2 separate regions of the Homo sapiens genome follow, and region 2 is linked to region 1. Evidence: read pairs that join two places in POLR2A ChIA-PET (ENCODE). Cell type or tissue: MCF 10A. All regions are shown on one strand. Links, peaks and the distances in the headings refer to the core of each region. The heading gives the core; the rest is flanking DNA. Region 1 holds the start of LOC124905134 (a long non-coding RNA gene). Region 2 overlaps FBLN1 (fibulin 1).

What was found. ChIA-PET counts read pairs that join two places held together with the same protein. Peaks named below come from ENCODE experiments on the same cell type or tissue, not always from the same donor. Only the 100,000 strongest peaks of a DNase experiment are listed, where the experiment ranks them.
Region 2: POLR2A ChIA-PET joins it to region 1 with 6 read pairs; 2 of 35 experiments call an interaction of 5 or more read pairs at or near these places.

Annotation. Positions count from the first base shown.
Region 1 is chr22:46,001,325-46,017,036 of GRCh38, reverse strand. LOC124905134 (a long non-coding RNA gene) reads right to left here and starts at 3,456. Exons shown (of 2, transcript XR_007068136.1): 1 at 3,227-3,456; 2 at 1,539-2,540. It also overlaps the pseudogene LOC730668. RefSeq lists silencers at 2,925-3,014, 3,165-3,354 and an enhancer at 9,769-10,760. In MCF 10A, for the core only: a CTCF peak has its summit at 10,528 (motif pointing left); DNase peaks (open chromatin) are centred at 9,016, 9,476, 9,796, 10,476 and 1 weaker place.
Region 2 is chr22:45,536,856-45,552,567 of GRCh38, reverse strand. It overlaps FBLN1 (fibulin 1), which reads right to left. Exons shown (of 17, transcript NM_006486.3): 9 at 11,196-11,339; 10 at 10,285-10,413; 11 at 9,042-9,167; 12 at 5,364-5,483; 13 at 3,824-3,955; 14 at 1,953-2,076. Among named protein-coding and RNA genes, the nearest start is that of FBLN1, 42 kb to the right of the region's middle. RefSeq lists enhancers at 3,410-4,197, 5,032-5,531, 5,532-6,033. In MCF 10A, for the core only: no CTCF peak of the experiment used is centred there; DNase peaks (open chromatin) are centred at 14,187 and 14,677.

The DNA of each region.
Region 1 (15,712 bases), core at 8,312-10,811:
AAAAGAGAGAGATGGGATTTCTGTGACAAGCTGCTTCTGTAATTCATATGGGAATGGAAATGTCCAAGAATAGTCGGGACTATTTGGAAGCAGAAGAAGAAGATGGTGAGAACTTGCCCTGCTAGATTATAAGATGTATACAGGAATTAGGCCGGGCGCGGTGGCTCTGCCTGTAATCCCAGCACTTTGGGAGGCCAAGGCAGATCACCTGAGGTCAGGAGTTTGAGAGACCACCCTTGCCAACATGGTGAAACCCCGTCTCTACTAAAAATACAAAAATTAGCCGGGCATGGTGGCAGGCACCTGTAATCCCAGCTACTCAGGAGGCTGCGGCAGGAGAATCACTAGAACCCGGGAGGCAGAGGTTGTACTGAGCCAAGATCATACCACTGCACTCCAGCCTGGTTGATTTCATTTCCAAAAAAAAAAAAACAAAAGCAAACAAACAAACAAACAAATGCATAAGAAAAGCAATACTTTTTTCTTTTTCTTTTTTCTTTTTTTTTGAGACGGAGTCACACTCTGTTGCCCGGCTGGAGTGCAGTGGCACAATCTCAGCTCACTGCAACATCTGCCTCCCGGGTTCCAGCAATTCTCCTGCCTCAGCCTCCTGAGTAGCTGGGATTACAGGTGCCTACCACCACGCCTGGCTAATTTTTGTATTTTTAGTAGAGACAGGGTTTCACCTTGTTGGCCAGGCTGGTCTCAAACTCCTGACTTCAAGTTATCCGCCCGCCTCGGCCTCCCAAAGTGCTGGGATTACAGGCATGAGCCACCGCACTCAGCCGAAAAGCAATACTTTAAGTCAACTTGCAAAAAAAAATTGAGTGTGTTTCTATATGGGTTGCAAAGATGTCTTAAACAAGATACAGAAAGCACAAATCACAGATGAAACCATTGGTTAATGATAACATCACTTCAGGACAAAAGACAACAAAGTGAAAAGACAAGTGACATAGAGCAAAAAAATGTCATAGACTTGGAAATGGGCTTAAGGCGGGTGTCCTTTCAGTGGTGTGCTAAGTGGCATCTGTCTAGTGACCCCGCTGGGAATGATCTCATTCGATGGGGTCCTTCTTCAACTGCTATGCTATGGACTCAGCTATTTTACAACTCTGTCAGGGGAGAAATTAACTTATAGAAAACCAATTATAAGGCCAATGATCCTGCCCATAGAATGCAAATGAATTTTGCTCCATAGAGACTGAACTGAATTCTGTCCCATGGAAAAGATAATCCCAAACAGTACACTTTATTGCTCTCTATGATATTAAGCACTTTGCACCAATAAGCAAAGCTGTTTCAGCTTTCCTTGTTGCCTACACATCTGTCTTTCCAATTCTCCTTTGAACTGGTTTTAACCTTACTGGTTCCCTTATTAACGAGTTAAATAAAATCTTAGGTGTGTTCAATTTGTATTTGCATGAGAACCATGATTTTGCCTCTAAACATTAATCTTTATCTATAAGAATTTGAATTCATAATATATGTAAGAACAAAAGGAGCTCCTATACATTAACAAAAAGACAAAAATCCAATTAAACACGAATGAAGTTTTTATGCAGAGAAGAAATAACCTCATTAGTAATCAGAGAAAGTAAAATTAAAACAACAGCTTCTCATTTTTCACTCACAGCAGGTTTCAGCTGCTCTGAAGTTGTGGCCGTTGTCAGGATAGGGCCTGGGAACTGGGGAGGGGCTGGTCAGGGCAGACTTATCTGTGAGGTCTGAATATCTTTAAAAAGAAAGATCCTCTGGGCTCCTGGGGGCGGGGTATAGGGCCGCAGGGGACATTGGCAGTCGCCCAGGTGAGAGGACTCAGATCTGGGTACATTTTATTGTAGCAGAGATACTGCACAGGGGGAGTCCAGATGGCTTGGGGCATCTGGGGTTCTGGCAGTGACATCCCTGGGGGCTGACATCTGCCTCTGCCCTGAGGCCTGCAGAAGGAGTCCAGTCTTCTCATGCCAACTAGCGAGACAGAGGTCGGAAGTCACGAGCAGCCCCCCTCCAGAAGTGGCCGGTGCCCTGGTTCAGCTCCAAGAAGCCCTCATGGGTTGGGACATTGCGGGAGGCACTCTTGATGTCAGCAGGGTGACCCGGTGGAGATGTGGGGCTGCTGCAGGTGGCTGGGGGTGGAGGTCCTGCCGCTGTGTGGACATAGACTCGCCAGAGACCGCGGAGGTGCGTGCCTGTCTCCTGGCCCAGGCCTACTGCTGCTGGCACGGTCCTCTCCACCCAGCCCTCCTTCTCTGGGCAGCTGGCCTCGGAAATATTGGAAGGGATAGCCGTGCGCGGTGGCTCACGCCTGTAATCCCAGCACTTTGGGAGGCTGAGGCTGGTGGTTCACTTGAGATCAAGAGTTAGAGACCAGCTTGACCAACATGCTGAAACCCCGTCTCTACTGAAAATACAACATTCGCCGGGCGTGGTGGCACACGCCTGTAATCCCAGCTACTTGGGAGGCTGAGGCAGGAGAATCGCTTGAACCGGGGAGACGGAGGTTGCGGTGAGCCGAGATCGCGCCACTGCACTCCAGCCTGGGCGACAAGAGCGAAACTGTCTCAATAAATAAATAAATAAATAAATAAAAATACAAGAAAGGAAAAAGAAATATTGGAGGGGACTTGGGGTCCAGGGCTGGGCAGGGCTGAAGGCGTAAACATGTGAGAGTCTGGAGCCGGATGAGGTCACGAGAAGACAGGCGGGACAGGGACAGCGCCGTGGGTGCCACTCGAGACACAGGGTGGGCGGGGCCGGCCAGGCCTGGAGCTGGCTGCCACCGGCTGCGGCAGGAGGGAGCTGGCTGCCGCCATTTCAGTGGAGGGTGGCGACAACCCCAGTCTGGAGGGGGCTGAGACCTGTGCTGGGGGCCGCCCGGGGTAGATCCTGTCTTGAAGGTCTGGCGGTGGGAGGGAGGGAAGGTGGCCGCGGGTGGAGGTGGGCGTGGCGCCAAGGGCGGTGTTCCCTGAAGAGCGAGAGTCGGAGCCCGCCGGCTGCCGCAGGGAAGGGAGCGGCGGAAGATGCGGAGATAGAGGGAGGTTCCCAGGAAGGCAGAGGGAACGGGCAGGCCCGGAGGAGCAGGCGGGAATGTGGAGGGGGGTTGGAACCGCAGCACAGAGGGTTTGGGCGCACAAAGGTGAAGGATGTCCCCCGGGAAGCCAGAGGGCACGGCAGCAACTTGCCCGGGTCCCAGGCCTGACTTTCACACACCCCCACCCTGCACCTGGACGGTGACGATCTGCTGGGCCCGGTGGCGCCTGGGAAGGCGGCCGGGGGGAGGTCCGAGTTACTGGAAAGTGCAAGTTCCAACCCAGAGCTGCGCTGAGCAGGGCCGGGCTGCTGGGGCGCCCAGGGCTGCAGGTCCTGGCGGGGCCTCTGGGAAGGCGGAGGGCGCTGACTCAGGCCCTGACTCACCAGGGGCTGCCCTGCGGGGGATCTGGGTCCGCCGAGTCCGGGGAACCTCTCAGGTCTGCCCCCCAGCGACCTTTCCTGGGAATGTTCCAGAGCGGTTCTTACTCCTTCCTGGAGGGTGGCTTCTTTCCTTCCTCCAGAGTTCAAAGCCATTTTCTGCACTTGGCCCCATGGCCTCTGAGCTCAGAGTTCACCCCTCATGGAGCTGGAAGGGACGGTTTCTAGAGAGGCCTCCATGCTTGGACCAGGATGAAAATCCTTCACCATCTTCAATGCAACAAGCTGTTCACGGACCCCCAGTGCCATTCTCTCATTCGTGTGTTCAGGCGTCCCTCATGCCCTCACTCATTTATTCAGCCCATGTGTTCACTGGGGGCCCCGTGCAGGGCTGGGGACGCTGCCATGGAGGAGGCGGAGGCACCCTTGCCCCAGAGGGAGCTCCTGTGAATTTCACTGCCAGCAGCTGGGAGGCTGGTGAGAGACTGTGGAGCCTGCGTCGGGCCAGGCCGGGGAAGGCCTCCTGGGTGATGAGGGCGGAGGTGGGTGCAGCTTGGTGGAGGCCAGGAAGCCCCGAGAGGAGGCCGCCAAGGCGTGGTGGGTTGGGGCAGGTGAGGGCAAGGGGGTGGAGATGGGCACAAGGCCTGGCTGGCACCATGGAAGGTGCAGCCACCCAGACCCCCAGAAGGAGGCTGAGTGTGGGGCCGCAGGACACCTGGGGGCCATGGGACAGGAGGGAGGCCCTGAGGCAGTGCCTGCCTGTGGGTTCCCCACCCCTACACCCCCCATCTCAGAACTCCCTCCAGGGCACACAGTCCTCAGCCGTGGTCCCTTCAGGGTTGGCCCGAAGGTCCTGGCTTCCGTGGGTCAGCCCCATCGATCCAGAGCATAAGGTCCAGCCCATTCTGCCCAACTCAGGCCAGCTCTGGTCCCTTTGAGCTGCAGAGCTCGCATAGGGTCAGGTACGCACAGGGTCCAATTGCTGCCCCTGCCTACGCCTGTGTCCTTCCCTTCGGTCCCCAGTGTTGGCTCCAGGGCAGCCCTGACATCCTGCTGGTGCAAGCTTGCCTCGGAGGCAGCTTCCGGGGGCCCATGTGGCTGCCGGGTCAGCAGAGCATGCTGCTGCCTGCCCCTGGGCTCCAGGCTGTTGGGCTGAGACCCCACAAGCTCCCCTGCAGGCAGGCCGGTGGTCCAGCCCCAAGTGGGGAAGTGGCAGCGGGAGGGGTGCTGGGAATGCCACTGCCAGGGAGCCCACAGTGACACAGACCAGGGAGCTTCTGCAGGCCTGGGAGCTGCTCTGTAGATGGCACCCCTTGCCCTGGGCCCCATCCTTATCTCCTTTCTCCTTAAAATCAGAGCCTCTCCCCTGCAGGCCAGCCCAGTGTCCCTCAGCTCTGGGTCCTTCTAGCCTCAGTGCCCCTTGGCTTCCCATGCTGCTGAATCACAGTGATTGGGATGACAGGGTCCCGCCTCCTCTGCCTCTGAGTTCCAGGACCGCAGACGCCATTGTAACCCACGCACCCGCAGAGGCCTGTCTATGAGCTCCTGTCGTGCTCTGGGTCTCCCCAGAAGCCGGCCCTGAAGCAAAGATTCATGTGAGTGGCCCCGGGAGGGAGGGCCTCGGCCAGTCCAGGGCACTCCGCTAGTGGAGTCAGCCACCGCCTGGCCCTGGGCTCTGTCTCGGGAGCCTGAGCCGGGAGGGCAGGCCTCTGAGTTGCCCCTGTGGAGGGCTTTTGTCCCCAGCCCCATCCCTCCCTGGGGGAGGACCGCCTCCCGCACTGCACTCTGGCATTCTGGGTTTGCCTGGCTTGGGGCCGAAGACAGCATCTGTCCACAGTAGCAGCAAAAATACCCTTCACACATGGGCCCAGGACTGGTCACTCTTTGGGGGTGCCCCTTGGGAGGGTGGAAGTCCCACGGGATATGTTGCTGCTGAGCCCCAGTCACTGTGGCTGGACAGAGAAACCCTATTCCTTTATCCGCTGAGATCCTGCTGTCTTCATTCTCCTGAATGGCTGGGCAAGGGAACTGGGTGCCAGAGGGCAGAACTGGGGTAGTGCCTGCCCCGGCCCTCCCAGCCTCTCCCCTCCACTCCCTGTCCCCACCGCCAGCCCCAGCTTGTTCCCCAGAGACCCAAGGGACAGGCTGTGGGGCCTGGCAACTCAGCCCCGACGGGCCCAGTCTAAACCGGTGTTCCGCCAGGGAGGCCCATTTGGCCGTCCGGTTGCCTAAACAGCCCAGCCTTTGTCCGGGGCGGTCACAGGCGCTGTTTGCTCAGTGCCCGGCTTGTTTTTCCCAGGCCAGTGAGGCAGGCAGAGGCACCGGAGCCATGGAAACAGCACAGACCACCTGTCCTGCCCCAGCTCCGCTCCCGCTCGGTTGCTTTCTCTGCCTCTGTGGACCTCCTGGTGCGCTGGCCCTATCCCAGCTGGGCCCTGGGCAGAGCAGGACTCACTGTCTTGCCCCCGCCCACCCTGGGACTTCAGCTGGGCCCAGCACAGAGAGAGCCAAGGGGTTTCTGGAGCTCTGGAGTCCCTCCACCTGCTCTCAGCACTCACCAGACGCAAGCTCTGTGGACCATGGGGACTGAGGGCTCCTTCCTCTGCCCCCCGGCACTCCTTCCCCCAGCCACTCTCCTGGGGAGGGGCCAGGGATGAGGCCAGCTCAGGGAAATACTCTCTGACCTGAGTTGCCCCAACAGGAAATAGGCTATCTTGAAAGGTGGTGAGTTCCCTGTCATGTGAGGCATGCAAGGGTAGACTCCTAGGGCTGCTATAAGGGAATCTTTATTGTATGGGAGGGGACATTAATGGATCGAGTGAGTATAGAAAGAGTTCTTTCTTTTGTTCATTCATTCACTCCATTTATTGACTGACTCATTGATTCATTCAGAAAACACCAGTGGTGTGGCATCCATCCTCTGGCCTAGGCTGGGTGCCAGGTGCAGAACATTCAACCGTGAGACTGCAGTCATGACTCCTGCTTTCATGGCAGGCAGAGTCACATGGGTAAGAGGATGTGGGGGAGACACACATGAGAATGAACAAGGCCTCCAGGAAGGTGGGGTAGGAGCCGAGAGGGATCAGAGAGATTATGAGTTTCGTGCCCTATTCCATGGGTGGAAAACTGAGGCACAGAGGGATACTCATGCCACATAGAACCTGGATAACTCCCCAGAGCTTCTGGGTCCACAGTCATCCAAGCTGCAAACGCCGCTGAGAATCCTGAGGAGGGGAGGCTCCTTCCAGGTGTTGGGAGTGGCTTGGGAGTGCTCCAGCAACCCCGCATGCCCCAAGCACTGCTTATGGGCCAGGCTGGGGTGGGGAATGCTGAGAGCACTGGGGAGAACCTGTTCTTGGGACTGACTTCCAGATTAAGACAATCTTGCTTCGAGGGGCTGTGTGGCTGGCTTTAAGCACCAGGAAGTTCTGATCTTCTCACCTGTTCTAGTTAATTAGTGCTGCATAACAAACAGCCCCAAAACAGTGACTAAAACTACAGCCACTTTATTACGCTCAGGAATTCTGTCCTGAAAGGGCACAGTAGGGACAACTCCACTCTACTCTGTGTGGTTCAGTGGCTCACCCGAGACAACTCAAATGGCTGGGGGCCGGGACACCTGCTGCTGGTGGATCCACTTCCAAGATGGCTTCTGCATTCGCATGGCTGGTGCCTGGGCTGGGCTGGCTGGAAGGCTGGAACTGTCAACCAGTGCACCCCCATGTGACTCCTCATGGAGCTTGGGCTTCCTCACAGCATGGAAGTCTCAGGTTGTTGAACTTCCTTCTTAGATGGCAACTTAGGACTCCAAGTTATAAGCCATATGGTCTTTTATGAGTGAGCCTTGGAAGTTACCCAACAACACTTCTGCCGCATTGTCTTGGCTGAAGTAGTCACAAGCCCACCTGGATTCAAGAGGAGAGGCCATAGGGCCCACGCTTCAATGGGAGAAGGACCAAGGACTTTGCAGCCATATTTAACACTGCCACACTAGCCTCCAATTTCCTCCTTTCCTCTCTGAAAATTCTGCCATCTGCCAAAGTTGGGCTTAAATTCCAAGCCAGAAAAACTTCCTGCTAATTCCTATCCCCAGTAACACTTCCTGCCCACCGCTGCATTCTTGGTTATGGTTGCTCTAATAAGTAATGGGGACAGTCATGAATGTGATGCCCCTCACTTGGCAACCATGCCCATGTGTTCACACATGTATATTCTTCTTTGGTTCTTAGAGTAATCCTGTGAGGCATTTTAGATGAGCGAGTGGGCATCTCACATGGAGTTTTGCGGGGTGAGTAGGAGTTTTCCTGACAGACAGGGTTTGAGGAAAAGTATGATGAGCTTGGGCACATGTACAGTTGGGTGGGGCTGGAGGACAGTGTCACTGACTTGAGGCAAGAGGCTTCTCTGTGGAGAAGTGCTCCACACAGTCCTCTGTTTTAGGAAGACTCCTCTGGCCCAGACAGTGTGAAGGCTGGAAGCTGGCCTGGGGGAGCTGGCACTGAGGCTCATTCATGGACCCCCACAAGTGCCTGTCTGCCTGTGCCTCCTACGTGGTTTCACGAGTCCTTTCAACCATTATCTGGGTGGGCATTGTCAACCCATTTTACAGATGAGAAAGCCGGGCTGGGCGCAGTGGCTCATGCCTGTAATCCCAGCACTTTGGGAAGCTGAGGCGGGCAGATCACTTGAGCTGAGTTTGAGACCAGTATGGGCAACATAGGGAGACCCTGTCGCTACAAAAATGAACCAACAAACAAAAATTAGCCAGGCATGGTGGTGTGCACCTGTGGTCCCAGCTACTCGAGAGACTGAGGCGGGAGGATTGCTTGAGCCCAGGAGGTAGAGGTTGCAGTGAGCCATGATCGCACCACAGCACTCCAGCCTGGGTGACAGAGAAAGACCCTATCTACAAAACACACACACACACACACACACACACACAAAACAGATGAGAAAACTGAGGCACCAAGAGGTGTTTCTGGAATCCAAACTTGGCAGGAAGGCTAGGAGCAGGGTTGGGAGCTGCCCTTGTCTCCTCCACAGGCAGGAAGCTTGTCCTCCCTCTCCAGCACCTCAGCTGCCCCTGCCACCCCCACCCCTCTCAGCCCTGACCCTGTGGTCCAGAAAGGCCTCTGGAGGCCAGCTGTGGGTGGCAGGGCCTCTGGCTTACACCAGCGGGCAGCAGGGAGTGTAGTCACCTGCTCACTCGTGTCTGGTGCTCTTTGTGGCTATAGGAAGCAGAGGACAGGTGCTGGGAGGAGGGCTGGCCTGAGGGGAAACTGAGGCCTGGGACTGCGGGGTCAGGGCTTGGTCTCTGCCACTGAGTTTGCACCTGGCTTCCCCTCATGCCTGGCCATTTGGTTCCGGCTCTTGAAATAGATCCTCTGCCCACCTGGTAGCTGGCCGGCCATGGGCCGTGCCACGCCACCTGCCTGCTGCAGCCCAGCCCGGTCACCCCGAAACGCTGACAAAAGCCAGCTGCTCTCCCAGCAGTCGCTCGGCAGGCAGACACCCGGAGGCGTGACGCCTGCCCTCGTCTGGCACCGAGGCTGCCAGGAGGGCGCTGACGCAGCTCTCCCCACTCCCACTCCCAGGGGCTCCGCAGCTCCTTTCTGGAATGGCTTCCCGATGAGGTAATGCAGCTCGGAGCACAGGAGGAGGCCACTGGGAAACGCTGCTGGCCAGGCCCCAGCTCCCCGGGAAGATGGCTGCCGTGGCCTCCCTGCCCTGCCTGCCCGACGCCACCGCACAAGGGCCTGGCAGGCTGAGAACAGGAGCCGGACTTCAGGCCGGAGGCTTGGCGGCCTCACTCTGGAGTGGCCAGGGGGACCCAGACATTTACTCATCTCCCGGCCGAGGTGGTGCAGGCCTCAGCCTGGGCCTGCAGCCTCACTCTGATCCTTAGAGGCCCCTGCCCTGAGAACACGCCGCCCCCGGGCACACGCGGAGAAACAGAGGCCGTGCCCAGGGTTATAGCAGGAATCAAGGTCTGTTCTCGCCCTGCAGCCCTGGGGGCAAGGGCAGGCCTCCCTCCACACGCATCGCATCGGGTCTGGGAACAGCACCATGAGCTTGCTCCGACCTGCCAAGCGGCTTTTTCCTGGAACATGAGTCTTTTCCGGGCACGGAGCAGAGCACTCAGGCCACCGGCCCTCCTATGCTGGGAGCAGGGGGAGATGCCGGCTGGCCGAGCAAGGAGGCCCCTGGGGCTGTCCACCCGGTGTCCCTCTCAGGGCCCCTCTTGGCCCCATGAAAAGGCGGCACCCCCACCCCTTGCCTCTCCTAGCGCTGCCAGGCTCCCCTGCAGGTGTGACCTGCCTCGCAGAAGCTGCTGAGAGGCAGGAACTGAGCAGGGAAGTGTCCCAAGGGGTGACTCACTTCCCTCACCCACGTTTCCCCCTCTCCCTGCCAGGCCCTGCGCTGGGCGGGCCCTAGGGCCACAGGGACCAGCATGGCCCGGCAGCCCCGGACCTCCCAGGTGGAAGGAAGGACCCGGAGAACTGGAAACATCCTTGCATAGCAGCCCCCGAGTTGGAGGCAGCCACTCGGCACCTGGCACCTGGCCCAGGGGGGCCTCCTGCGGACTCACGTGGGCTCTGGGAGGTGGAGGAGGGTCACTTCCCCCAGGGGAGAGCGGAGAAGGCTGGCAGGACCCTGCTGTGGGTGTGACTGGGACCGTGCTGGGCCCTGCGTTGGCCAGCAGTGTCCCGAGCGGGCCTCCGCGCCGGCAGGCCCAGCTGGGCCTATTTCTGACTCGAATTTGTTGCGAAACGTCGGCAAATCCCCTGCCCTGGCTGGGCCTCAATTTCCCCATCTGCAGACAGGAGGCGGGCGAGAGGGCCCCCTGGACTTCAGGGCCCGTGGGTCTGACGGCCAGGGCTGCAGCTGAATCTCCGAGTTGGAGATGCCTGGTGGGGTGCAGCACACCCTGCGTGCACAGATGAGGGCCGGGCTGGCTCCAGGCGTGCGGGAGGCAGCAGTGGAGCTGGGATCGGAGTCTGGACTCCTCTGCTGGCCTCGAGTGACCCCGGGGGCCTTCTTGTCCCCCCTCCTTGCAGGAAGCACAGGCACCAGCTCCTGAAAGCAGAACAGCTCCCCTCTGCTGCCCCCTGGTGGCTGCAGTGACACATGGTGGCCCAGTCCAGAGCCAGGGCACCCCCAGGGTCACCGACACCCTCAAAGTCATGAGCTCCCCTGGGGCCATGGGTGTCGTAGGGCTGGGGCCACCCTCTCTGGGAGCCCTGGGTGAGAGTGTCACTTGTGATATTTCATTGAATCTTCACCCCTCCCACACACAAGAGAGGGATGATCATGTTTGCCGCTTCACAGCTGGGTTGTCAGTTTCAGGGGGCAGAGCCTGCAGGAAGCTGGGGCCGGAGAGGTTTGAAGTCAGATATTCCAGTGGAAAGTGCTCCCCTCCCCTCCAGTCAACAGCCACCTGGGGCTTCAGGCTCTAGGAGGGGAGGAGTGGGTGGGGAAGGTCGAGGCTTATTATTCTTCGGGGTGTGGGGGTGGTCACTAAAATGGGACCTGGTGGCCGGGCACAGTGGCTCACGCCTGTAATCCCAGCACTTTGGGAGGCCGAGGCGGGCGGATTACCTGAGGTCAGGAGTTCTTGACCAGCCTGGCCAACGTGGTGAAACCTTGTCTCTACTAAAAATACAAAACTTAGCTGGGCATGGTGGCACACACCTGTAATCCCAGCTACTCAGGAGGCTGAGGCAGGAGAATTGCTTGAGCCCAGGAGATGGAGGTTGCAGTGAGCTGAGATCATGCCACTGCACTCCAGCCTGGCCGACAGAGCTGGACTGTCTCAAAAAAAAAAAAAAAAAAAGAAAGAAAGAAAGACGGGACCTGGCTTCCTAACTGAGGGAAACTGAAGAGAAGGGCCCAGTTCACGGGAATAAGGTGCCAGTTTGGGATGCCCCTACAGGGCCCTAGGTGCAGGGGACAGGGCTGAGGGAGCGGGGGAGGCGCCAAGATGTCAAGGCCGGCAGCCGTTCTCCTGGGGCAGAGGGCCAGTGCCCATGCCCGCACCTTGGGTCCCCAGGGCAGCCAGGTGGAGCCATACCACCTCCTCGGGCTTCACCTGCAAGCCCAGGCCCTGTGCTCACTGAGCCCCCACGCCCGCCAGGCCACTTCCAGAGGCTGTGCACACCCTCTGCCCAGATCCAGGAGAGGGGCTTTCACACAAGGAGGGAGAGGCTCAGAACCCTGGCAACCTACCCAAGGCATGGCACATGGGGCTACACGGGTGGATTGGAAGCTGGGTTGGCCACCTGAACCCCTGGGGTCCTGGCATTTCCAATGTCACCATCAGAAGGGTGGATGGAGGCCGGGCGTGGTGGCTCATGCCTGTAATCCCAGCATTTTGGGAGGCCGAGGCAGGCGGATCACCTGAGGTCAGGAGTTCGAGGCCAGCCTGGCCAACATGGTGAAACCCCGTCTCTCCTAAAAACACAAAAATTAGCCAAGCATGGTGGCAGGTGCCTGTAGTCTCAGCTACTTGGGAGAATGAGGCAGAAGAATCGCTTGAACTCGGGAGGCGGAGGTTGCAGTGAGCTGAGATCACACCACTGCACTCCAACCTGTGCGACAGGGCAAGACTCTGTCTCAAAAAAAAAAAAAAAAAGAAAAAAGTAAAAGAAAAAAGAATGGAGGACGGAAGGGCCACACCATGCAGGTGCTGGGGTCCTGGCGTTTCATTTTCAATGTCACCATCAGAATGGAGGATGGGAGGCCGCCCCGCGAATGGAGGGCGGGAGAGCCATGCCATGCAGGTGCTGCCTGCTTGGGTTCCTGTGCTGGGACTGCCTCTCTCATCTATCACCTTGCACCTCCATCGCTGTGACACCCTTCACCCGCCGGGCCCCCACAAAACATGCTTGGGCTCTGCAGCCAGACTCCATCCTCCCCCACCAACCGTCCGACTCCTAGAGCCCTCTCCTGGACCCCCAGCACAGCGCGTGCGTGACGGAACCCTGCAGAGCCACTTCCTGTTAGAATCAGAAGGGCTGTCAGCCACTAAACCCAAGTGCCAACTTTTGGTGACGGAGAAATAGATCCAGATAGAGGGAGGACTTGATCAGGCCCAGGGTGGCCAGAGACCCTTTGGACTGCGACCAGAATCCCAGGGGCCTGTCACCGGCCCAGCGTCTGAGGTCCTGAATCCCTGGAAATCAATAAAGGCAGGCAGGTGGGAGGCTGGAGGCCTCGCAGCCCACCCAACCCACATCCACCACACTCTCACACCAAGCCCTCAGCGTGCTCGGAGCATGGCGGTGGGCTTTACCCCTCCAGCCCCTCTACCTGGGATGCCACACAACTCTTCAGGGCCAGGGGAGTCCCCTCCTAGGGCCACCGTCCCCAAGGCACCCAGGGATGAGTCACTCTCTCTCACCCCAGGCCACCCAGGAGAGTTGACATCAGTCACATGTCTGCCCCTCAGACTGGGAGAACCCTGGAGCAGGGACCCCATCCCCTGCCTCTGTGAATCCCTAGCATTGGCCCATGGTGTGAACACCAGCAGCCACAGCACTGAGACCTAGCCAGGGCTTCCCAGTTTCCTGGGCACCAGCTGTTCTTCGCAGCCTCTTCCATGCTTGCTGGGAAGCAAGGTCTATCATGACCCTAGGCGCAGAAGGACAAGAAACAGAGAGGTTGAGTAAGATGCCCGACGACACACAGCTGGAGTCAGCAGAGGCTGGAAGGGTGCTGGGCGGCCTGGCTCCCAGCACGAGGCATCCTACCTGAGGACAGTAGACGGGCAGCTAAAGGACCCTCAGCTGACCACACAGGCCGGGCCTGGGCATGTCTGCGGCATGACCCCCTTGGGCCTTGTCACCTCCTCTCATCCCCTAGATCGCAGGACAGCAAGGTGGTCACACCCAGATTGCCTGAGTGTGCATTCTTTCCTTCCACGTCGGAGCACTTGGTCGGAATCCTGCCCACACAGGATGCACCTCACGAGGTGTTCACTCACCAGTCTCCCAGAGCAGAGGGGTCTGGGGAGAGGGGACACAAGATGGCATTGGGAGTGACAGCAAGACTGACTGTCTTGCGGGGCCCTCAGGCGCTGGCCTCCAAGGCCAGGTCCCCCAGGAAAAGCCTAGACAGAGGGGAGCAGGAAACCCGGTCCCAGCCCAGGGCGCCCACTCCCTGCCGGCCAGGCCAAGCCTCCCGCGTCCGGCCTCCTGGGTGCTGCTCACTCATCCATCAGACCAGTGTGATGGGGTCATTCGCTCCCATTCCCAGGCGGGGGAGGCTCCAGGAGATGTGGGTGGATGTGGGTTTACCCTGTGGATGGCCTGAGGCCTGAGGACTAGGAAGGTCCATCTATCTGTCCCTTGGCAGATGGCCACAGTGCCCAGGGCGACAACAGGGTGAGCTCTGCTCACATGGGTCCTGATGCAGATAGGGGGTGTCTGGGCCCCTGTCACCCCTGTGGAGTCTTCCTCGCCTTCCTCTGGGCGGGTCTTCTCAGGTCCAGCTCAAGGGCATCTGGGAGGGGAGGTGGCCTGAAAGCTCGGAGGCCCTGCAAAGCTGGCTGCAGTTAGGAAAGCCACTAAGTCATTATTTTGGGGTTAAATCAGAACTAATCTACCCAAGCCAATGGCTGGGTCCCCTGAAGGGAGGACACTCATGACTCAGCTGCTTGAGCCTGGGGAAGTGGTGTCCCTGAGATCCAGGAATGTGAGGGAGGATGACACCATCCACCAGGCCTGGCCCAGCGGGAGCAGCTAGTGTGGCTGCCTCTCGCTGTGCCCACCCCACCCTCAGCATCTGGCTTTGTCCACCTCTGGCCAAGGCCCACTCTGTTTGGGCTGCACTGTTGCCCGGAAGCCCTCCATGCCCCAGCGAGAGTCTCCCTCCCTGGCCTCTGTCCCTCCATTTCTCCATCAGTGGCCACCAGGGCAGTTTTCTTTTTCTTTTCTTTTTTTTTTTTTTGAGACGGAGTCTCACTCGCCCAGGCCGAAGTGCGGTGGCACGATCTCGGCTCACTGCAACCTCCGCCTGCCGGGTTCAAGCAATTCTCCTGCCTCAGCCTCCTGAGTAGCTGAGACTACAAGCACGCGCCACCATGCCCGGCTAATTATTTGTACTTTTAGTAGAGATGGGGTTTCACCATGCTGGTCAGGCTGGTCTCGAACTCCTGACCTCGTGATCTGCCTGCTTCAGCCTCCCAAAGTGCTGGGATTACAGGCGTGAGCCACCGCAACCAGCCCACCAGGGCAGTTTTCTTAAAAGGGGACCCTGCCTGGTTATGGTAATGGCTCTCCTGCTGGCCCTGGGGGCGGTTCAAGCCTTCAGGGCAACTCTCAAGGCTTCCAAAGCACACCCCCACCCCTCGTTCCTCCCCCCACTGCTCCTTCCCCTTTGACGCCCCCTGCTCTGCTAGGCTGGGGATGTAGGGTCTGAATGTGCCATCTGGACCCACCAACCCCTCACCCAGGCTGTGCACCGGAGAGACCTCACTGTGGGACACAGGAGCCAGGGTGGGCAAGGGGGTAGGGGGCTGCTGCCGTCACCACTGAGGAGTACAGCCCCACCCTTGGCCTTGAGCAGCCCCCAGTCCTGCGTGTGGGGCCGCCAGGCTGCAGGGGGCCTGGACCCATGGCGGTGGCTGTTGATTCAGCTGTCTGGTTGGCGCCAGCTCCCCTGCTGGGGCCGAGTCTTTCTGGAGTTAGACCCTGCAGCCCTGTCCCCACTGAGCCAGCACGAGGGCAGTGACCGTCTCAAAGCAGCTCTTCTCCATGGAAGTCTTAAGGGGCCCCTTGGCCGGAGTCCCACGAGTGACAGCTGGCAGCCCTCTTGGCTCCCTGGGGGAAGCAGATAGTGTGGCCCCTTAATTTGGGCCACTTGAGGAGCGTTTAAAAACAGGACAAAGGCGTGGGCCCAGCTCAGGAAAAGCTAGGAGGGAAGGAGCCGTTCTCTGGGGCTGGTGGCCAAACGGGGAGGTAGCTGCAGCCACTGGTGGCAGGGACCCTTAGGCCTCCTGCCAGTGCCTCGCGCCGGCAGAGGCCACGGACAGGTCCCAGCACAGGGAGCTGGCAAACGTGCCCACAGGGTCGGCCTCTGGGCCAGCTGGAGCAGGTGCAGTGAGGGGCTGGGAAGGCATAGAGAAAAGCGGCAGCGGGGCTCTGAAGATGCAAGCCTGGTGGCTGGAGCATGTTCCAGTGAGGGACAGGCAAAGCTGCCAGGGCAAAGGGCGGATTTCCTGATACAGGAGTGGAGGATGCTGTGGAAGGGCTGGATCTCCCATCCAAGGCGTCTCCTAGAGCCACACCATGCCCCATCCAGG
Region 2 (15,712 bases), core at 13,176-15,675, 470 kb after region 1:
TTTAAAAATTGCTTTCTGAAGCTTAGATGAAAAAACGTGTTAAGCAGCTTCGATTTTTGATGAGCAGGAAAAGGGGCTGTAAAATACAAAACTCCAGTCTGAGGGGTTAGCAGTGCTGAGAGGGGGTGGCCCCTCCTCACTATCAGTCCCGGGAGTCCAAGGGCTGGAACAAGCCAGGCGCCCAGCAGCTCAATCCCTTACTGCACAGCACACAGGGCCCAGGTTTCAGGCTGAACTCCCCATTTCACCGCACATGTGTCCATACTCCCGCCGCTTCTGCCTAATTCGCTCCCCCTTCCACCTCCATGCAGGCATGGCCCACTCCAGACAGCCCCCTGCCCACCCTCACGCCCAGCCAGGTGGGGTCCCCTCCTCCCTCCTAGCACACACGCCGAAGGCGGAGCCTGTGCGGGGACAAAGCCCTCTGTGGGCTGTCTACCCAGGTGCCTGCACGCAGTAGGTCCAGGAAGAAACGACTTTCTCCAGCACTGAGGGGTGGCAGAGGCTTCCACAGCCAACATGAGGGGTGGAGCTGGGTTCCCCTGATTTCAGCCATGACCTCAGCACACATGGCCAACCCGCCCACCCTCAGGCTTAGGAGGCGCCAGGGCCCCTGTGCAGGGCAGCCTCCCCCTCTTCGAAAGGTGGTTTCACGACTGTGCGCAAGTTAGAAATCGAGGTCACAACCACAGCCAGCCTCCTGGAATCCTCAAGCCCAGGCGCTGACAAAGGCTGGGGAGAGAGTGAACTTACAATGACAGACGGCTGCACAGCCTGCAGCCAAGGCCATCGAACTTTCTTAATGGCTCAGAGAAGCAGTGTCACTGCCTGGGGCAGGCTGTTGCATAACCATGAGCTCTTCGGGATGCTACAGACTTGCAAACCCAGTTTTGGGGCAGCTTTTTCCTAACCCAAGCTCAGGAAGGAAACAAGATGTTGGGTTTTCAAGCAGACAGAAATCCGTGCTGGGAAACAGGGAAATGGCTGGGCCAGCCAATGAGAATCGCAAAGCCAGGAAGAATATGGAGGGCTGCCAGGGACAACGGGGCTGCTCGGGTACCCAGAAGCCTTGCTATGCCACAAGCCAGGGCAGCTGCCCCTAGGGTCAAGAGGTGGACACTACCACTGACCCTCAGGTCGCGGGGGCAGCTGGCCAAGAGCCCAAGGCAGGCTGAAGGTCAAGGGGCCAAGGCCTCGGAAACAGCTGGCTGCCTGCATCGTGCACTCAGAGTGCTGGGAGAGGTCACAAGTCCACAGTCCTGAGATCGGTCCCAGCATGGAGCTTTTCCTGAAGCAACTGACTGTGGCACTAAATGAGACTTTCTGAATACAATTAGGGGCAAGGGGGATAGGAAGTGGGAACCGTGGTCTCAAGTGGGCGCCGTGATGGCCTAGGAGTGAGTGAGCTTACAAAGACATAGGGGCACGCAGCCCCACGTTTAGGATCTGGAATCTTTGATGCCGTTCCCACACGGTCACCAGGCTGGACGAATTCTGGCTTTCAGGTGGGCACCTAACAACAACGTCCAACAGGTCACATCGGCTCCCTGGCTTTGGGCTGACATGGAGACATTGCTACCTATGCATCTCAGTCAGAGCACGTTCTGACATCTGCATGTTACAGATGAGGAAACTGAGGCCCAGAGAGCTTGCCCAAGGCTTCCACCCTAGGAAAAAAGAGGGCTGTGGTTTCTCCTGGTTCTGTGCACAGCCTTGGCCTGAAAACATGACTATAGACCCCAGACTCATTTGCAGTTACCCCCTTGACTTTCCGAGACCAGTGTCACTAGCATTTAGGGGCTTGAGGGCCAGGGATCAGGTGATCTTTGAGTGCCCTGAGTCCCTCATGGGAGGACACCGAGGTCACAGCCTGATAACCCACCCACCCGGGAACTGGGTCACCAGGAAGGCCAACACAGACAGACGACGATGGCATGGTCCAAGGGACTTACGTGGCTGCGGAGCGGCGGTAGTTCTCAGGGCACTCGAAGGCCAGGCAGCGGAAGCCGCCCTGGATGTTGAAGCAGGTCTCGTTGATGGAGCAGTTGTGGATGCCAGTCACACACTCATCAATGTCTGCAAGAGACCCCACAGCAGCACAGTGAAGGCAGAGGCTGCAGGAGCCATACCCATCTGGAGACGGAGGAGCCCAGGCCTCCCATCAACTAGGGTTAGGGGTGGCGATCAGGCCATCCCTGCCCTCCACTGGCTGATCTTCAGAGCAGCGTCCTGTGCCAGTTCTTACATTTATAGGGTATTTACATTTATAGAGTGTTAACTTATCATTCGCAATCCCTGGAGGGAGCGTGACGATGGTAAAAGTAAACACTACATGATGGGTCCTGGGAGTACCTCGCAAGGATAAGTCACTGAATCCTCCTAAGAACTCAATGAGGCAGATACTGTTATGATCCTCATTTTATGAGGAGCTCACAGAGCTTAAGAGACCTGCCTGAGGTCACACATTTTATAAATGTCAGAGCTGAGCTTTGAACCCGGGCAGGCTGGCATCAGAGTCCATACACTAACTAACCAGAGCCTCTCTGTGGCTCCCGAGGCTCAGCACCCTTACCCTAGGTGTGACTCAACCTCTTAGGAGAAAAGGGCAGGAGCTGCTAGCTCCACACAACAATGAGAAAAACAGCCTTCGAGGGATCATACGTCTTGCCTGTGTGTTGGGGTTGGTGGCTGTTCAGGGTGGACTGGAACCACCAGGTCTGGGACTCCTGGGATGGGGCCTGGGGCACCACACTGAGAGGCCCCTGGAGATGGGGGAGCAGCCCAACTCCCATAGACTCTGGAGCAGCCAAACAGTGGGGCTCAGGGGCTGTCACCAACCCTGGGAGACATCCATTAAGAGGTGCCAAATGCCTGAGCATCGGTGGCAAAAACAACACTCCCCAGCCTCAAAGGCCCGGCTCAGGAATGTGTTTATGCTGAGTCTGGGCGGGACCCCAGGCTGTGGTGAGGGAGCCTGGCCAGGAGAAAAGTCATTTGCTCCGTCAGAAATGCAGACACAACCAGCCTTCCATCCAGAGCCCAGGGCAAGCGGAGGGGGCCTCCCAGGAAACACCGCAGCTCCTGCCTGCCTTTCATCAAAGTCACCTTCCTCATGACCAGAAGCTACATCTGTGGGACCCAGGGGGCTTCCAGAGCCCCAGGATCCACAGTCCTGTGTGGGGCTCCCGAGGAACTGGCTGGACAGCCCCACCTCCATGACTCAGCTTCTGGGCGCAGTGTGTACACTGAGGATCACGCGCTCACAAACATCTACTCAGCACCCGCTGTCAGTGATTGAATGGATGGTTATCAGATGGCTCTGGGGGACACACACTGCCCCCTAGAGCATTCGTAGAAAAGGGGGCTGAATGCAGAACCAATGCCATTGGCCACCATTACTTAGCCGATGCTGGAGCTGACCCATAGCCATGAGTATCCCTGGGCCATCCCACACCAGGCCACGCCATCCCCTGGCCTGGACTGCTTCCTCCCTGGCGGGCATCTTCCTAAAGGCCTCTGTTCCAGCCTTTACGGGGCTGCTGAGGGGAGGGGAGGAGGGCTGAAGTGTTCCTGCCGGATGCAGCCGCCACAGGCTCAGACAATCCAGAGGACAAGTGTGCTGGGGCCTGGGTGTAGGAGACCAGGGTGCTGCAGACCCCAGGACACCCCTTGGATGGGGTGGGCCTCCTTTTCCTGAATGCATTCCATCTGTGCTGTGGCCCTTGGGTTGGGGAAGCACAGCCCCCGAGCCCAGCCTCAGCCCCACGACATTGCAGGGCCCCAAGCAGAGCGTGAGGGACCCCAGGGCATCCCTCCTGCTCACCTTGGCAGTTGCGGCCATTGGGGGCCAGCCTGTAGCCAGACGAGGGGCAGCTGCACTGGAAGCTTCCAGGGATGTTGATGCAGCGGTAGGAGCAGATGTGGCCCCCGGTGGGCAGGGCGCACTCGTCGATGTCTGCAACGGCAAAGCCCACCTCAGCCTCAGTGTCCTGGCACCTGGCCATGGCTGCTGGCCATGCTACATCGCCCTGGGGGCTGCACTGGGGCCCGGGAGGGCAGCAGCACAGGACAAGCTGAACACAGGAAGCCTCAGAGACCATCGTGCTCAGAGAGGCGATGGGACTAGCCTAGGGTCACACAGCAAGTTCATGGTGTGAAGTATGCATGTGGCGGGCAGGGGGAAATATGGACCACAGTTCAATAATAAGAAACACACCTCAGCTGGGTGCACTGGCTCATGCCTGGAATCCCAGGCATGGGAGGCTGAGGCAGGAGGGTTACTTGAGCCCAGGAGTTCGAGACCAGCCTCGGCAACAAAGTGAGACCCTGTGTCTACAAAAAATCAAAAAAGTTAGTCAGGCATACTGGTGCATGCCTGTGGGCCCAGCTACTCAAGGAGGCAGAGGTGGGAGAATTGCTAGATCCCAGGAGATGGAGGCTGCAGTGAGCCGTGTTTGTACCACTGCCCTCCAACCTGGGTGACAGAGCTGTCTCTGTCTCAAAAACAAACAAGCAAACAAAATACACACACACCTTACATGAAAATGGTAATCATCGTAATTGCCCTTAATTGCCTGTAATTGCTGTCATCTAGTTTAATCCTCCAATGATCTGGTGAGGCTGAAGTTAATCATCATGTTACAGATGAAGAGTTAGAGCTCTGAGTCAGGGATATAGGTGGTCCCTGAGCCCCCTCCTTACCTCTCAGCCATGCACCACCACCAAGACCTGAGATATGCGGCCCAAGGTCCCAGTGCATGTTGTAATTACCGCCGTGCACATTTATTAAAGAACAAGTCAGGAGTGGTTTGCTGCCTTCCCACCCTCACGCTTAAGGATGGGAAAAGTATATTAGAATTTCAGTTGGGGGCCAGGCACGGTGGCTCATGCCTGTAATCCCAGCAATTTGGGAGGCTGAAGCAAGAGGATCACTTGAGCCACGGAGTTCGAGACCAGCCTGGGCAACACAGCAAGGCCCCGTCTCTAATTTTTTAAAAATAAAAAATTAGCCAGGCATGGTGGTATACACCTATGGTCCCAACTACTTGGGAGGCTGAGGTGGGAGGATCACTTGAGCCTGGGAAGCTGAGGCTGCAGTGAGCAGTGATTGCACCATATCACTCCAGCCTGGGCAACAGAGCAAGACCGTGTCTCAAAAAAAAAAAAAAAAAAAAAAAAAAACCTCAGTTGGAGGGAAAACAGCAAACCACCCGCTTGCCTCCAAGGGTGGACATGGAAGGTTTGTCAGGTGAAGAAATCCCAGCAGGCTCTTCCCTGTGGATTTTGAAAGTCAGAGGCCGTGCTGCTGTGTCATGGCAAGACCAGGGGGTGCTTTCCCCCTCAGCAGGCAGGGGCGTCCGCACCTTCACAGGTGACTCCATCCACATCGCTGAGCTGGTAGCCTCGCCGGCAGTAACACTGGTAGGAGCCGTAGACGTTGGCACACTCCTGGCTACAGGGGCTGCTGCTGCACTCATTGATGTCTGAAATACAAAACGAGGGTCACCGCTCAGAGCATCATACGTCCCTGCCTCCACAGTAGCCCTCAGGGTCAGTGAACAGAAAATCTCCTCTCCACCTCCCTCAGGTTAACACACTCGGAGAGACAGAGGTCCCGGGGGGTGTGGCCGAGGGAGAGGCGTCATCGCTGGTGGCTCCGGACCCTCCATCCCTGCTCCTGCCTGCTTCGACCACAACTTCTCCTGCCAGGATGGCAGCGATCGCCTCCAGCCTTGGCCCCTGGAAGTCTGCCCCGACCTGGCTGCCAGAGTCCATTCTAGTTCTCAAATGGAAATCTGATCCTGTGCTCTCCACTTCACCTCCAAGATGGCATCCTAAACAGATGACGGCACACAAGGAAGTCCTCGGCCACCCAGCCCATACGCCAGTACTCCTCATACTCCAATGCACAGAACTCACTGGGCCACTCAGCAACTCTGAACTACTGCTCAACTGTCCCCTTTACCTAAAGCAGAGGTCAGCAAATCATAGTCTATGGGCCAAATTTGTCCCAACACTTGTTTTTATAAATAAAGTTTTATTAGAACACAGCCCGGCAAGGCATGGTGGCTCATGCCTGTAATTCCAGCACTTCGGGAGGCCGAGGTGGGCGGATCACGAGGTCAGGGGTTCGAGACCAGCCTGGCCAGCATGATGAAACCCATCTCTACTAAAAATACAAGAATTAGCCAGGCATGGTGGCACGCACCTGTAGTCACAACTTCTCGGGAGGCTGAAGCAGGAGAATTGCTTGAACAAGGAGGCAGAGGTTGCAGTGAGCCAAGATCACACCACTGCACTCCAGCCTGGGCGACAGAGCGAGACTCCGTCTCAAAATAATAATAACAATAAAATAAAGAATACAGCCACATTCACTCTTTTTTTTTTTGAGACAAAGTCTTTGTCTGTCGCCCAGGCTGGAGTACAAGTAGCTCAATCTCAGCTCACTGCAATCTCCACCTCCGGGAGGCTATTGTCCACTAAATGTGGACATGAATTCAAGCAGTTCTCCTGCCTCAGCCTCCTGAGTAGCTGGGGGATTACAGGTGTGCACCACCATGCCCGGCTAATTTTTGTATTTTTAGTAGACACAGGGTTTCACGATGTTGGCCATACTGGTCTCGAACTCCTGACCTCAAGTAATCCACCTGCCTCAGCCTCCCAAAGTGCTGGGATTACAGGTGTGAGCCACTGTGCCCTGCCACACTCATTCTTTTACCATGGTCCTCTGGCCACTTCTCTGCTACCACAGCAGAGTTCAGCGGTTGCAACAGAGATTGTGGCTGGAAAAGCCTTAAATCTATACTATGTGGCTGTCACAGAACGTCCAATAGCCTTCCACCCCGTGTTTCATCTCTGTGGCCCCCACACACCAGGCCTGGCCTCCACCTGTCCAGTGTGGTCTCTCATCCCCCGCTAGAGACACTCCCCAGTGCAGGACCGAGTTCTTGCTACACACCCGGGGCAGGACCCTAACAAATGGTTAGTAAGGTCACATAGCAAGGTTGGCCAGGCTCTGGTTCTATATCCACAATATTGTCCACTAATGTGGATATGAATGCCGACTTTTCAGCAATTTATGAATGACTAGAGGAAGCACAAGCCAGGAATCCCACTACTTCTACTAAATAATAATAAAGCCAGCAGCCTCCACACCGCCAGCTCTTCATCCTGTGCTTGGCCCTGTGATAAGCTCTTCACATGCTTAATCTCGTTTCATCCTCACAACCCCCTATGGGGTTGGTCCTACTATGCCCGTTTTACAGATGAGGACACCATGGCCCAGGAAAGACTGAGTTACTTCTTCAAGGCCATGGAAATGGCAGAAGTCAGGTTTGAACACAAGCCTGAGAGACTCAACTCGTGAATCTTGTTCCTTGTCCATACACGTTCTTGTGAACTAAGCCCAGGACCCCTCACACCGTCCGTCCTCCGATTTGAGAATCATGCACACCACAGCTCACTGTGGCATATCCAACCCCTGCGACCATCTCATCAGGAAGGAAAATTCTCATGGCAAAATGTTAGGACCTGCCATGTTTGAGTCAGGCTGCAGAAGCCGTCCTGTGAGCCAGTGCACGGCACCAAACAGGGTGTCATCGGCAATGTGGACGATTGTGGAGGGCCATCCAAAGCTCTCAGTGTCTGCTCAGCTCAGAACCTAATCCGTATACAAGACACGACATCTGCCAAGCACCTAGTATGTGCCAGGCCCTGGGCTGACATGCAGTTCATGTGACCTTCCCATCAGCCCAGGAGGTTGGTGTTATCTGAGAACCACAAGACTGTTGGCAGGAACAACTCTGTCCAACCCCCACATACCAAGAGACCTGACCCAACTTCAGCGTGGCTGCCATTGGCCCAAGACCAGGTATCCAGGATGTAGACCCAGCCCCCTTGACATGCCTGTCTGAGAAAGATCAATGCTGCCAAAAGAATTTTCTCTTGGTTCCAGCCCAAACCTGACTACAGGCGCTGACCTCCATGTTCCTTAGAAGCATCTACTTTAGAAAAACTTGCAAATGTAAACGGTTTCTCTGTCCCTTTGAGATGTGCAACCAAGGAGTGTCTTTCTCAAGGGCTGGGGACATGCCTGGGGAATGTCGTCATCCGGAAGGCCAGGGTGCTTCTCCCTGTCTCTGCGGGTGGGGAAAGCCTAACTCCAACACGAAGTTAGAGGCAGGCCGGGCGCGGTGGCTCACGCCTGTAATGCCAGCACTTTGGGAGGCCGAGGTGGGCGGATCATCTGAGGTCAGGAGTTCAAGACCAGCCTGGCCAACATGGGGAAACCCTGTCTCTACTAAAAATACAAAAATTAGCTGGGCATGGTGGTGTGCACCTGTAATCCCAGCTATTCGGGAGGCTGAGGCAGGGGAATCGCTTGAACCCGGGAGGCGGAGGTTGCAGTGAGCCGAGATCGTAGCATTGCACTCCAGCCTGGGTGACAGAGCGAGACTCCGTCTCAAAAAAAAAAAAAGAAGTTAGAGGCAGGTGCACAGTGACCCACGCCCTAAAGGCCTCAGTACTTCCTCTCACAGCTCGTCATTTACAAAGCCTCCCTCCTTTTGTTTGGGTGACTTGAGATCAATGGACACAGAGGCCTGTCTCCCCTAGGCAGCATCTGATTAAAACCCACACACTGTCTTTGTGCAAAACAAGTGTCCAGTTTTCGCTGCTGTTTCACACATCAACCCCTCTCCCCGGGGAGGACACGGAGGCAGGGAGAGGTCGGGCATAACCAAGGCCCTGTGACTCGTGGGTGTCATGCTCCAAGCCCCATAATCCTAGCCACATCCCGCATGGCCTCTGCCGCAGCCTATGAACCCCGACACGGCCTCGGAGGGTGGATGTCATCAGGAGAAATCGGGTGGGCAGGCGGGCAGTCCTCTCTGATGAACAATATTTTACAGGCACTTCCCCTGCTAACATGTCATTTAACAGGGAAACCATCGCGGATCTGCTGCAAACCGGTCTGCAGAAGGGTGGCTTCCCCAGGAGGAAGGTGACCTGGGGGAGGTGAGTGGACGGGGCCCCAGCCTCACCTTCACATGACCTGCCATCCACAGAGAGCCGGAAGCCCACGGAACAGCTGCAGAGGTAGGAGCCCAGCGTGTTCTCGCACTTGTGGCCACACAGGCGCCCGGGGTAGCGCTGGCACTCGTTGACATCTGAAAGTGAGGGGTGGGCTGACTCAGGGCAATGTCCAACACAGTGGCACCACACTCCACCCTCCTAGTAAGGCCAGCTCATGTCCTTTGTCCTCCACCTCCTCCAGCCTCATTTCTTTTTTTTCCTTCATCTTTGAGATGGAGTCTCGCTCTGTCTCCTAGGCTGGATTGCAGTGGCATGATCTCAGCTCACTGCAACCTCCGCCTCCCAGTTCAAGTGATTCTCCTGCCTCAGCCTCCCAAGTAACAGGGATTACAGGCATGTGCCACCACGCCCGGCTAATTTTTGTATTTTTTGTAGAGATGAGGTTTCGTCATGTTGGCCAGGCTGGTCTCAAACTCCTGACCTCAAGTGATTCACCTGCCTTAGCCTCCCAAAGTGCTGGGATTACAGGCATGAGCCATCGCGCCTGGCCTCCAGCCTCATTTCTCAGACAAGGAATGCAAAGTGACTTGTCCCGAGCATGCGGGAAGTCAGTGGGAGAGCCGGGACTGCCGCGCTGTGCCTGCCTGGTGGGCGAGCCTCGTGCTCCTTCTGCGGCAGCACATCTGAACTTGTGCCCTCCTGCCAGTCCTCCTCCCCAGGACCCACAAGGAGGGTCTGCCAGGATCTAGCAAAGTGCCCACTTTGGGGGAGTGGTTGGCAGCTGCCAGGCTTCCCTGAGCACCTAGGTTTGGTGACAGCAGGCACTGGCTGGACAAGACCTGACCCCACTCCTGGTCAACTTTTCCCCTCGCTGCCCTGGGCTAAAGGCACACATCTCTAGCTCCTGGGGATCTACAGCTCAGCGGTGAATCTCCAGGAAATCGCTGATGCTGCCCACATGTGTAGACCTGGCTCATCAGCACTTGGAGGTCCTGGGTCAAGCAGAACCCCTTTCCACAGATGGGGAGCAGGCTCACACACAGGGGGGTGGTGCCAGTGGCCGCCTGGCTGGGCAGTAGCAGAGCTGGGGCTAGAATGGGGTCTCCTGACTCAGGATCTTCTCTCAGGGTCTGCCTGCACTTGGGATTATCTGAGATGAGGATCAGACCACATCACTCGAGGTGCCACAGAAATGTGTCCCTGGTGCCACGTGGCTGGGTTCCCCCGAGGCCTGCGGGGCCCCCCACGCACCGACACACATCCTGCTGATGCCGTCAAAATAGTAACCCGTCTTGCATTCGCAGCGGAAACTGCCGGGAGAGTTCACGCAGCGATGTCCCTTCCCACAGGGCTCAGCAGGTGGCGCGCACTCGTCCACATCTTGCAAAGGAGAAAGAAAGCCATGATGAAAACCTTTAGTTTGGGTTTTTTCCCCCCAAGATGATCAGAAAGGAAAGCAAGAAAGGAACACATGGACATGGAAACAGGCATTCCATTTCAACACGACTTCACAGAGCACCTACTGAGTGCCGGGCCCTGGACTGGGAAGATAGCTGACCCAGAGGCAGCCCTACCTGGCTGGCAGGCCAGCAATGACTCTCATTAAGGTAGGAAGTGCCCAGGAACCCAGGGAGACACTGAAGAAGTGTCCTGGGGGTTATGCGAGGAAGGCTCCTTCCCTGGCGGGATCTAGGCAGGCTGGGTGCCCTGGATCCAAAGGAACGTAGGAGCAGGTGGGCAGAGGGAATGACGTGAGAGCAAACACCCACACAGAGAGGAAAGGACAGTGCTTGTGTGGGGAGTGGCAGACCCACATTGCCTGAATTACAAGGTTTGTGGAGTTGGGCCAGCTCTGGGGGACTGGACTGTAAGCAGAGGCATCCATCCTTTGTCACCAACGGGGAGCTGATGGAACTGTAAACAGGGTGGGGTGCGAGAGCTTTGGGCTCAGGACAAGCCAGACAAGGCTGAGGCAGTAGACGGGCTGGTGCACCAGTCCAGGCAAGACAATGAAGCCCCATGCTTGGGAACTGACAGTGGGATGGATGGGCTGATAGAAATGGCTTTGCTTTGGGGATCAACTTTCTGCTTCCAGAGAAGGCAGGGTGCATGCTGGAAGCAGACAGGAAAGTGGATTTCAGATTTGTTTTCTTAATACCAACCAACACAGCGCGTTCCCTCCTCGTTGAGATGGTAGCCACGGCCACAGTTGGGCACGTTCTTCTGGCACGTGTAGGAGCCCTCTGTGTTGATGCATGTATGCCCGATAGGGCACGGGGCACTGATACTCAAACACTCATTGATATCTACAGCGGGAAAAGACAGAGACCATGTGGTTAAACCTGGAGGGTGTCCCAGAACCCAAAAACTGGATCTCCAAAGAAACTCCCCTTCCCACCTCTTTGCAAAACCACAAATGGAGGGGCTCAACCCCCTCACTCTGGACCACACAGCCGCCTCCCAGCTGGCTCCCAAATTTTATCACTGCATACCGCCTCAAACACCACCTCTCTGGCCCTTCTTCCTGTCCCTAAATCTCCAGCACCTCCATCGTTCGCTGCGCCAAATCGGGACCTGCCTGCCTGGCTTCTCCTGCATTCATCTACTCCACACACTGGGCACGGTATTAAGGAGACAGGTGACTGTCCACGTGGTGCCAGCAACTCTGACTCCCAGCAAGGCTCTAGGCCCCTCCGATGACTGGGCTTCACAGGGCCTATGCTGAGCCAGGCCCACCCGGGAGGTGCCATGGCTCCCTGAGCTCACTGCACGGCAGTCTCCTTCCTTGAGTGGACACATCTCTGACATGGGGACCGTGGGGCATTTACCTTTGATGACATACAATGAGCAAGTGTGAACCCATGAATGGTCCAGGAGGGCCATGCTACACAGGGATACCCTCCTTCTGCTCAAATTCGGAGGAAGAATACACAGATTGCACTTCCTGATAGAGGGAGTGGAAAAGGACCTAAGCATCTAAACATCACCTTGGAGAACCTTGCTCAGACACTTACAAAGCATCTGGTATGGGGGAACAAAGAGAGGGAGTGATGGTGGAAGACCCCTGAGCGTAAGTCAGAAAGGAGGACAGCTGTACCCCTCTCCCTGCCAGCCAAGTCCACCCTCCTCAGTCAAATGAGTCAGCCCTTCGCGCTGACCGTGCAGCAATTTACAGTTTACAAAAGCTTTTACATCCATGACCGCTCTCGAGCACCACAGCCAGCCTGCAAGTGAGGTGAGGCCGGTATCACTATCATTACTGCCTGCACTTTATAAACAGGAAACCAAGGTCCGGAGACTGAATGACTCTGGGCTCATGGCTGAAGTCAGGGGCCAACCAGGGCCTAGGTCTAGAATCAGGGTCTCCTGCTTTCCAGCTCCCTTAAATCAGTGGCCAGCAAATGATGGCCCTTGGTTCAAACCCGGCTTACACCTGCTTTTGTAAATAAAGTTTTATTAGCGTGCAACCAGGCCCACTCTGTTATGCATTGCTCAGGGGTGCTTTTACACTGCAAAAGGCAGAGTTGAGTGGTTGCCACAGAGACTGAAGTTGTTAGTTACCATCTAGCCCTTTAGAGAAACAGCTGGGTGGCCCCTGCCCTGTAACACGAATAAATGCAGCGTTTAGCAGAGCGGTGGCTGCCTTCCCACTGGCGCTGCAGGTTCCTCACTCAGACTAGATTCCCCAAACTCTGTTCCACAGAACAACAGTGTCCCTCAGAACATCGTGCACTCCACAGGGGTAAGACCTGGCTATCAATGAATGAATGAATGGGAATGAATAAACAGACAGCAAATCAATGTAAAGCATAGGGTGAGTTTGGGAACAGGGCACCCGATCTCTCCCTCTCAGGGATTCACATGGGAAAAGCCCAAGCTACCAAGGTCCCCGTTCACTTGGCTTCACCCAGTGCTTCCTAGATTCAGTGGAACCCCTTCCTGCCCCAGGACCTGCCGACATCCCCAGGCAAGGTCAGCCAGGGCACGTGGGAAGCCCTGGCCCATTCCTTCCTCCCCACTCAAGAAGAAAGGCAGAGGCTGGGCGTGGTGGCTCACGCCTGCAATCCCAGCACTTTGGGAAGCCGAGGGGTGGATCACCTGAGGTCAAGAGCTCGAGACCAACCTGGCCAACACGGCAAAACCCCATCTCTACTGAAAATACAAAAATTAGCCAGGCATGGTTGTGGGCACCTGTAATCCCAGCTACTTGGGAGGCTGAGACAGGAGAACTGCTTGAACCCAGCAGGGTGGAGGTTGCAGTGAGCCAAGATTGCACCACTGCACTCCAGCCTGGGTGACAGTGAGACTGTCTCAAAAAAAAAAAAAAAAGAAGAAAAGAAGGAGGGAAAGGGGGAGGCGGGGAGGGAGAGAAGGGGAAGGGAAGGAGGGGGAGGAGGGAAGTGGGAGGGGAGGGGGAGGGGAAGAGGAGAAGGGAGGGGGAGGATGGGAGGGGGAAGAGGAGGAGGAGAAGGAGAAAGGAATACAGCAGCAGGAGGAGGGAATTTGAAGAAAAGAGCAAAGAAAACCCGACAAAGCCATGCTGGTCTCAAAGCCCTCGGTGACCCAACCTTAAGGTTCTAGAAAATTCTCCATGCATGATAGGGGCAGAGACCTCCACTTTCTGGGACCCTGACCCATCCCTTGTACTAGCTCTGCAGGAAGAGCTCTTCTGCTACAGGCAGGAGGCTCGGATGGGCTCTTGGGGCCCCAGGATGGTTCTAGGAGCTCCAGGAAGATGGATTCTGGCTACACAAGGAAATCAACGCTTCCCACCACGGACCATGCTGTTCCTGGGTGAGGGAGCGGGTACCATGGGCAGAGGTGTGGGAGCAGAGGACCCAGGGTGCGTGCTGGGGGACCAGGACCTGACATAGAACCTTTTCAGCCCTCTCCCAGACGGCCTGAAACTACCTTCTATCTTGATGTATTTTCTCCTTAGAAAGACGTATTTCTGCTGATGCAGTCATTTTTAAAAAGATAACATAAAGGTGCTGACATGAAATGATTTCTAAATACCCTGTCAAGTGGGGGGGAAAAGCAAGTGGCAGAACAGTCTGATCCCATTTTCATAAAAAAACAAAAAGTCTCAAGGGAGCAGAGCCCAGAAGGGCTCATGGACCCTGCCAAGAGGCGGGCAGGATTGGCCAGGGGAGGAGCGTTTACTTCCTACACTTAGGTTTTGTTTGCTGATTTATAAGTCAAGACATACATAATTTTTGAAATAAATAGAGATCTTTTAAAACAATGATTCCTGAGCTTGATTGCAAGGATTGAGAGCACATGAAAAGGGGAACCCCATCCTCATCCCAGCATCCCAAGCTAAGGGGACCCTGAGGGAGCTGAACATTTGGCTTTCGATGCTGTCACTGAGGACCCAGGGAGATGGCACGGAACAGCTCAGTGCCGCCAGGCTGGCCTTCAGCCCACAGCCTGCTTGCCAGTCCTGGAAGGACAGTAAGGGGACGGCTCCCGAGCCTCAGCCCATACACAGTGCTGCACCCTGTAGAGAGGAAAGTCAGGGCTAGGTTGAGACTTGCAAACATTGCCTCTTTGTGGAAATCGGGGCTGATTTTGCCATGAGTCAGGGTTTCCATCCTCAGTCGACGCCAGCCTCCTCCGGACCCCCCTTTGAGCAGGCTGCAAGTCTGAGCAGGACTATCCTCCCCGCTGGTCCCGGAGAGCCCATGGCTTCCCTGCTCACCACCCCCTGCGCTGAGCGAAAACCACCCCTCCCTGCTGGCAAGGGACTGGCGAGGGGCCAACTGGCAGCTGAGCCACAGCGCCCCAGCTCAGAAGTCTCCCCCAGGGGATGACAGGGAAGCTGTAACAGAGGAAGGCTGGGGCGGGTTTCAGACGAGGCCCCTGTCCTAAGGGCTCACTGTTCCACTTGTCTTTTTATCTTTTTTTTTTTTTTTGACACAGAGTCTTGCTCTGTTGTCCAGGCTGGAGTGCAGTGGCACGATCTTGGCTCACTACAACCTCCACCTCCTGGGTTCAAGCGATTCTCCTGCCTCAGCATCTTGAGTAGCTGGGATTACAAGGTGCCCACCACCACACCCGGCTAATTTTTGTATTTTTAGTAGAGACGGGGTTTCACCATATTGGTCAGGCTGGTCTCGAACTCCTGACCTCAAGTGATCCACCCGCCTTGGCCTCCCAAAGTACCAGAATTACAGGCGTGAGTCACTGTGCCCGGCCACATCCACTTATCTTTAAATATCTCAGTGGTTAAAAATAATGCAGTGGGGGAAGAGCTCTCTCTCCAAACCACTATTTCAAATAAATGATCAATACAGATTTCGCTAAGGAAAAGTTGAAATCGAAGCAAGATGGAAATGTATACCCCCTTGCTCATGGCAGGGGAGAGGTGATGGGGCCACCCCAGGTGGGGAGGTTCTGACTAGTGTGATCTGTAGCTCGGATTCCTCACCTCTTCTCCTAAAAAGTCTCTCTGACCTCAAAGGCAGGACCCAGGGGCGTCTGCCAAGCAGAGGCCGAGGGAGAGCCGGTGGATCAGGACTTAAGCGCTGACTGCAGCGGCCTAGCCAGGCAGTTAACCTGACAACGGCTGGGGAAAGCAGGACTCACCTCCTGTCTTTCCAGAACCAGTAACCCAGGCCGGCCAGCTCCCCGGCCGCACCCCACACAGCTCCTCTAGCGTGAGCGGTCTTGCCCAGGC